Regions from separate parts of the Homo sapiens genome. Here region 1 is linked to region 2. The links are chromatin contacts, found by Hi-C in ENCODE. All regions are on one chromosome and are shown on one strand. Each heading gives the region's core, a stretch centred on a gene start or an enhancer-like site at or near the end of the contact. The rest is flanking DNA. Distances are from core to core; before and after follow the strand shown. Region 1 overlaps LOC105377700 (a long non-coding RNA gene). Region 2 holds the start of FAM200C (family with sequence similarity 200 member C).

Region 1 (4,040 bases), core at 84-2,583, 3.0 Mb after region 2:
TTTGTAGTATTTGCAGGGCTGGGCCTAGGGCGAAGCAAATGAGGCTCCTGTCTTGGCACAGAATTTAAGGGGCATCAAAAAATTCCCTTGGCTTCGGGCTCCAGTATGGTTCAGCACAACGTTATTACTGATCCTGTTCTTACGAAAATTGTAGATGTTTCACTTATCATAAATTATTTTGCACCAGTGTTGCCCCAGCCCTGATTACACACACTCTTCCTGATAACTTCCTGCCACTTACTACCTGTTTTATCACATGTAAGTTACTGAAAGTGTTCTGAGACTGAGTTTCCTTATCGGTAAAATGGGAATAAGAATTTTTAATTTATCATACTGTTGTAAGGAGCGAATCAGGTGGCATGTGTGCAATCTCTGACTCAGTGCACAGCATAAAATTGGAGCTCAATAAACATTACTTCCCTTGCCTGACAAGAGAAGTGTCTGTTAAATCGTTTCTTCACGTGGTTAATTATTTTGCTTAGTTTTTCTTCCCCAAGAAGATCAACCAATCCTTACAGGATCTCTCATTCAAACTGGTTATTTCTCCCAACAAGTTGCCTCTCGGGCAGATTGTCTGAGCTCAGGGGTTCGAGACCAGCCTGGGCAATGTGGCAAAACCCTGTCTCTACTAAAAATACAAAAAATTAGCCAGGCGTGGTGGCACACTCCTGTAATCCCAGCTACTCAGGAGGCTGAGGCAGGAGAATCACTTAAGCCTGGGAGGCGGGAGGTTGCAGTGAGTCAAGTTCGTGCTACTGCACTCCAGCCTGGGCAACAGAGCAAAACTCTGTCTCAAACACACACACACACACACACACACACACACACAAAGGTGCCTCTATATGATGCCGAGATATCAGTTGATTCAGAAAAGTCAGACAGATAAAATGGCAGCCAAATGTTGCTTTATTATTGAGATGGACTAATACCATTCATGGTTTCCACCTTGTGGTTTTGTCAGCCTATCTGAGAGACACAATCCAGATACAGTAGAAACTCTCTTACTAGACTCAGTAGATTAATGCAAATTCTCGAGCACCTCTGCAAAACCTACTGACTAGTGGCCAGGGCAGGCTGAATGTTTGAGGCTTGTATGTGACTTCCTGGAATGCCCACACACTTCTGCTGCCTCCAGCTGTGTTGCATGCTTACTAAGAGTGTGTTTGTAATTAGACAGTAAAATTTAATACACAAGGCAAAGAAAACTTAGGGCAAAAAGGGAGAAAAGTTGCTATTTCTATGAGAACTAAGTTGAATGCTTTGGGAAAACAATCAATAAAGGCAACGTAAGCCAAAAATATTAAAAAATGACTCAGGCAAGGAGCCTGTCTTCCTGGATTCACAAGGAAGTAGAGGATTTCAGGAACTGATGCAATTTTAATACAAAGTAGAAAGTGGTGCCTGCTACAAGAAAATCACACCTAAATTTCTATGCAAATAGATTACAGTTTGGAGCTTAGGGGTTACAATTCTAACATTCAGTTAGATTCAGAGATTTAATTTCTAAATCCTAATTAAAACTGATTTATTTCCAGCCGAGCACGGTGGCTCACACCTGTAATCCCAGCACTCTGGGAGACCGAGGCGGGCGGATCACTTGAGGTCAGGAGTTCAAGACCTGCCTAGTTAACATGGCAAAACCCTGTCTCTACTAAAAATACAAAAATTAGCCAGGCGTGCTGGTGGGTGCCTGTAATCCCAGCTACTCGGGAGGCTGAGGCAGGAGAATCGCTTGAACTGGGAGGCGGAAGTTGCTGTGAGCCGAGATTGCGCCTCTCCACCACTCCAGCCTGGGCGACATAGTGAGAGATTCTGTCTCAAAAAACATAAAAATAAACTGATTTATTTTCTATAATAAATCTAGAAAAGGCTAACATGCCATTCTGCAAATAAAACCAGTGGAACTTAGAATGTTGCAATACTGAGAATATATTTTTTTAAAAAAAAACGTGTATAATTCTCATTTCATCATAAAACCTCGGGCTGAATCTAGCTGTACTTTCCTAAGATTGCAATAAATCTACTAATTGCAATGACTATTCCTCAAGAATTTAATGAGCGTGGTTTACTGGCAAATTCATTTCTACCTTTCAGCTGGGTGGTCTTGGGCTCTTGCTAAGCCTCTCTGACCGTCAGTTTTCTCCTATGTAAAACTGTGGATAACAACACTTATTTCATGAGGATGCTGTGAGAATTAAATGAAACAATTTATGTAAGCGCTGGCACATGGTAGTTACCCTTCTCTGCCGCAAGGCAGTGCCCCCACGGGTTTAATTAAAGCTTTGGCTCTTTGCCTCTCAGTGAACAAAAAACTTTGAGTGTCATAATTAATGGATGAAGTCCAAAAAAATAGAATGTCAAAACCACGCGCAGGATAAAAACGAATAAGCTGGCACCCTTTTCAAATTCCTAGGCTCATTTCCCCCCCTAAATTTAGACAGGGTTGGCTGCTTGAAAAATGGCGTGAGCCTGCCATCTAGTGGCTACATGGAGGAACACCAAACCCCTTGTGTTCAGGAACCAGAGCTAGAGAATCTTTCCAAAAGGCATCTCTAATTTTAAAAACACCCCCTCAACACAAGATTTGATTGGCAGCAACATGCCAACTTCCTTAATCACAGCAACGAAACTACTAACACATTCTTCGAGTTCTCCTCCACTGTGTGCCCCACATTCCCAGCCAAGGCCTTGCTGTTCTGTGGTCTCACAGGCTTTCACCCTGTCAAAACCAGCTGTCAGTCAGCTGTTACATTAAAAAGAATCTGATTCATTTACTTTGTAATCTTATTAAAAATAATTCCTACTGCAAAGTATCCCCATGGGGATTTGCATTTTGATTTGATTTCACTTAGATACTATTTGACTTTGCGTTGGGTTTTACTATGTATTTAGCTAAGGATGCAATTCTTCAAGGCAGTGTCTCTCCAGCTGCATCAAAGTGCATCAGAATATTCTGGAGGGCTTTTTAAAGCTCAGAATATGGGGGCCCCATCACTACACTTTCTGACAATGTGACTTTCTAATGAGTTCCCAGATACTATTGAAGGAAATCAAAATTTTTTACCCCAAAGTATATTTACTTGACATATTTTGGGAGATAGATGGTTGTCAAAGAGCCCGCAAACAGAAGTGGCCCTGCAAGGCTATCTTTAGTGGGGAAGATTTGCATCTGTAGAGAATCTACATTAATGCAGCTAGGTCCTCCCTTGTCCAGATGTAGGAAGATTACCTGAGAGTCTGACACCTTTAAACATCAGAAAGAAACATTTACCACCTATCTCTCTGAAGGTTGCTACTTTGTTACCTAACAAGATCACCTTTTCTAAACAAGCCACTTCTTCTCCCCGTCCCATAACCTGTCTTGCCACTATAACCTGATTGACCACCATAACCTGGTTTCGGCCATGCAGTGAGCCTTCATTATTTCTGTAAGCTCAAGTTGCATTCCATTACGGGGTTGGGCAGTCACACTGTAGTCCTTCCCACGTACACGTTAATAAATTTTGTATGCCTTTTCTCTAATTAATCTGCCTTTTGTGAGTTCATTTTTCAGCAAACCTTCAGAGGGCAAAGGGGAAGTTTTCTCCTTGACCCCTAGAATACGATATTGTTTATCTGGGGACCACAATTTGGGAATGATGGACCAACTTCTAATGACACAATTTCATAATAAGACACAGCTAATGAGCAAGACCATTTTTAAAAGGCATTTCTGCAGGCTGAGACAAGAAATTAACATGTGAACAACACAAATTATTTTAAATTACCAGGCCTAGAGAGACATTAAAATGAGACCAGCATATGCCCTTTGAACTATGTATTCATCTCTTGAAACTGCTTACTGTTGCTATAAGTAGCTATAAATTATCTAACAATGCAACAATGGACACCATAATCCATACTCTATAACTTAACAATGTGTAGCCAATCATTAATCACTGTTATTTCTATAAACCAATGAGAATTCCTGACAATTTTATATCAGCCGCTCCCTGTCCCCCTTTTTTTGCCTTTAAAATCCTCCCTGCAGCTGGGTGCTG
Region 2 (4,037 bases), core at 1,507-4,006:
AATAGATATTTAAATTTTCTACATTTTCTGAGTTGATGACAGCCTCCTATGAAAGTTGAAACCTAAAATGAAAGCCATATCTTTTCTCTTTCTCTCCCTTTAGCAACGAGTAAAGGCATAATCCACAGGTAGGCTCAAATATACCTTAGAAAACATTCTATCTCCAAGATAAGTAAGTGATCCCCAAAGTTTCCAAAGTTCTGTGCCAGAGAATGTGGCTGAAATAAAGTAACAGGTACACATTTAAATCTGAATGCCCACTTTGGACATTAAAAGAAAAATCACAAGCCAAGAATATCCACTTAAAGCATTAGCTTTCAAGTGGATCTACCAAGATGAACTAGTTGTAAAGTGTACTCCAATAAAATAAGCTGAGCTGTTACAAGGTTGTTATGAGCCTGTTAAATTGGAGGATGTCTGCCAATCAAAAAAGACAACCTGAAGTTTAAAGAGCTGATCTTAAGACTTCTTTTGTCAAGTAATGAGACTACATGACCACTTTTGCTTAGAACCACTTCTAATTAATGACGATAAAATTATGACATTACCATAAATGCTTATTTTTCTGTATTCTATTAATGTATATTTATCATGTAATATTTGGGGAGGAAGAGGGAATAAAGGAAAATGTTTTTAGTCACATTAGAAATCATTACAAGAGGGGCCCTGCACGGTGGCTCACGCCTGCTACCCCAGCACTTTGGGAAGCCAAGGCGGGCAGATCACTTGAGGTCAGGAGTTCCAGACCAGCCAGGCCAACATAGTGAAACTCTGTCTCTACTAAAAATACAAAAATTAGCTGGGTGTGGTGGCGCATGCCTGTAGTCCCATCTACTCGGGAGGCTGAGGCAGGAGAATCGCTTGAACCCAGGGGGCAGAGGTTGCTGTGAGCTGAGATCATTGCAGTGAGCTGAGATCACGCCACTGCACTCCAGCCTGGGTGACACAGCCAGACTCTGTCTCAAAAAAAGGCTGGGTACGGTGGCTCATGTCCATAATCCCAGCACTTTGGGAGGCCGAGGAAGGCGGATCACCTGAGGTCAGGAGTTTGAGACTGGCCCTGCCAACTTGGCGAAACCTCGTCTCTACTAAAAATACAAAAATTAGCTGTGCATGGTGATCCCAGCTACTGGAGAGGCTGATGCAGGAGAATCGCTTGATCTGGGAGGCAGAGGTTGCAGTGAGCCGAGATGATGCCACTGCGCTCTCCAGACTGGGTGACGGAGTGAGACTCTGTCTCAAAAACAAAACAAACTGGAAATCATTACAAGATCTGTTAAGAGTCCATTCCTATCCACCTTGACTATGTCTCTCAAGTATATTTTAATTTAAAATTTATCTGTTTTGAACAGTTTTAGGAAAATCAATTTAAAGTATTCTTCTCCATAACCCTCAAAAAGGGAGAACAGGTGGCAAGAATTTTCAAGGGCCTCAAAGATGAACTTACTGCCCAAGAGGCTTGTGTTTTAGAACCTCACAATTTGCACTTGCGCTTTTGTGGTATTTAGGAATTACAATATCCTAAAAAACGTAAACATTAAAAAGCATCATGATAAGGAGATATTGTTAAACAGGCATGATAATGGTATTGTGGTTGTGTTTTTAAAAAGTCCTCATTTGTTAGATACAGACAATTATTTACAAGTGAAATAAGATGTCTGGGATTCCTTTGAAATACGTACTTCAGCACACTCACAAACATGCACAAAGCGGGGTGGAGATAAAAGAAATGACTGGCCTTAAGTTGGTAACTCTTGAAGCTGGATGATGGGTATACATCATTACACCGTTCTATTTTAATGTATTTTGGAAACTTTCCATAATAAAAAGATAAAAAGCATTATCTTAAGATAGATATCACTCATTTTAAGCATGATTCTTTTGAGAGATTATCTTCAGATGCTTAATGAAAGATCTGATATAACAAAGTAAAATGTTTTTGCAAGTTTATGAAGGGTAGATATGAAAAAGTATTACAAATGAGAAAAATCAGTTAAAAGTGAACACTCACAAAACAAATATTTAGGGAATGCTAATATATATATATTCCAGCAGTGAAAACACCAAAGTGCAGCTGTAAACCTAAAACTCCAAACCAAATACAATTCAACTTCTTTCTAGCCACTGCGTATGCAAGATCATGATAGGCGCAGGTGTCTGGGGAGGCAGAGCATTTAACCATTACATTTTACAGTTAAAATCAATAGCCAGGAGAATGGGGGCAGGAACTTGGTGGCTGGGCAGACGCTCCAGGGGCAAACGCCTGGGATCGTGGCTTTGTCACTTACAGGATGGGACCTTTCCAAGCCTCAGTTCCTCCAGAGGGGATAACAGTACCTACCTTACAGGGTTGTTAGGAGATTTAATTATAAGAATGCATGCAAATAACAAGCAGCTCTTAACTGATAGGACCTGATGGTGTTACTGTTAAGGACGGAGATTTTTACAGCCTCCCGGGTGAGATAAGAACGCCAGCTGCTAGGAAAAAAAAAAAAAAGACTCAGCGCGGTCTCCGCCCGCCCGTCTCCAAGCCTGAGGCGCAGGCCTATGGGATGCACGGGCTTCTTTTAGGCGCCCGTTTCAGGCTCCAGTCCCACTCTCCGCTCAGCCTAGGGCCCAGCCTCTGGCCGTCGGAACCAGTAGAGACGGCGGTTCCTCGGGTCCAACCCCCGGGCAGGAATCTGCGGTGCGCCTGGAGAGAGAAGCATCCGCAACAACCTCCGCCTCAGCCAGGCCCGGGTTCCATCCGGGTTCTCCAGGGTGCTTCCCGCCCGCAAACTGGGAGAGGCGTCTCCCACACGCAGGCGCAGTAGCAAAGGGCTGTGGGATGGGCTGGCTGGCTTGAGTATTGAGCATGCGCGCTAGCCCTTCCCAATTTTTTTTTTAAGATTGTGTACGTGGAACAAGAAATCGTTTGTTTATTGTGTCTGCCAGAGAGGATGAACTGTACAATTTCAGGAATGGAAGGGGCTGTAAACTCCACATAGTTCTTTTTAACATGCAGAGCACTTAAACTTTTATATTGTGTCGGGCTTTGAGCTTGGAGATAAAACGCCTGATAATTGCCATGTTCCATGTGGAATAAATGAGAGAAAAAGAGAAGGAAGCTCATTGTAATTTCAGATTAGACATTTCAGCAGTGGAGGATGAGCTTCCATAGCTTGTGTACTGTTGCCTATGCAAGCTGATCCCACTTTCCGTAAGTGGGAGCATAGGGATGAATTTCCATGTCATCATCATATATCTGAAATATTTTTATTTTAAATTCTTTCAACAACATGATTTCAAAGAAATAAACCCATATTAGAGAGGTTTTAGAGAAAAATCCCAAGTAGAAACTAGGAAACGTTGTTGAAAGAAACCGGAATATAGCCCTTTCCTGTTTGGGGGTCTTTCCAGAATTCTTATAAACTTAATGAGTTTACTCATTTTTGTACAATCTTGTTAGAAGCATTCCATAAGACTAGTGTGTGTGAGGAGTGGTGGGGCGTCAACGAATGTGGGCCAGATACATCATTTTCAGGTGTTAAGGGTGAGCCTGGTAAATATTGACGGGCTGCTGAAGTTTTTTGTGGATGGAAGAAACTGCTAAAGACCAGCCTTGTTGGTCAAGAAATTAGGGCCTTCAATACTAGAGAAAGGGGTAGGCTTCAGAATCCCACAGCTAGCTTCATGTCCTGACTCCAACGGTTAGGATTTGTGCAGGTTACTTGGAGTTAATTCCATGTGCTTTTTGTAAAACTTACATATCATCCATTACCCCATGAAATTCTTTTGAGGAAGGAGATAACATTATGACAATTACAGTACATAATTCTCGCACTCAAAAGGCAGCTATTATTGAGATAATAAAATCAAAGCTCAATCTGAGTAATGTCCTAGGCATTATGTTTTTTTCTTTTTTTTTTTTTTTTTTTTTTGAGACAGGGTCTCATTCTGTTGCCCAGGCTGGAGAGCAGTGGCGCAATCTCAGCTCACTGTAACTTCTTGAACCGGGTTCAAGCAATTCTCATGCCTCAGCCTCCTGAGTAGCTGGG

What was found. Hi-C counts contacts between places; a loop is a spot of excess contacts on that map. Pooled maps may share reads with other maps.
Region 1: a loop to region 2 is called in a pooled map, with 2.3 times the contacts of the local background. The contact joins the enhancer-like site here to the promoter of FAM200C in region 2. A Hi-C loop is called at or near these places in 1 of 50 pooled maps.

Annotation. Positions count from the first base shown.
Region 1 is chr5:163,406,163-163,410,202 of GRCh38, forward strand. All of the region lies in intron 1 of LOC105377700 (a long non-coding RNA gene), which reads right to left. Among named protein-coding and RNA genes, the nearest start is that of CCNG1, 29 kb to the right of the region's middle. RefSeq lists a silencer at 887-1,086. Within about 2 kb of position 1,334, at least 3 of the 41 ENCODE cell types and tissues checked have a DNase peak (open chromatin) inside an H3K27ac peak, as active enhancers do.
Region 2 is chr5:160,397,298-160,401,334 of GRCh38, forward strand. It overlaps FAM200C (family with sequence similarity 200 member C), which reads right to left and starts at 2,757. Exons shown (of 2, transcript NM_022090.5): 1 at 2,342-2,757. RefSeq lists enhancers at 899-1,398, 1,718-2,403, 2,297-2,446.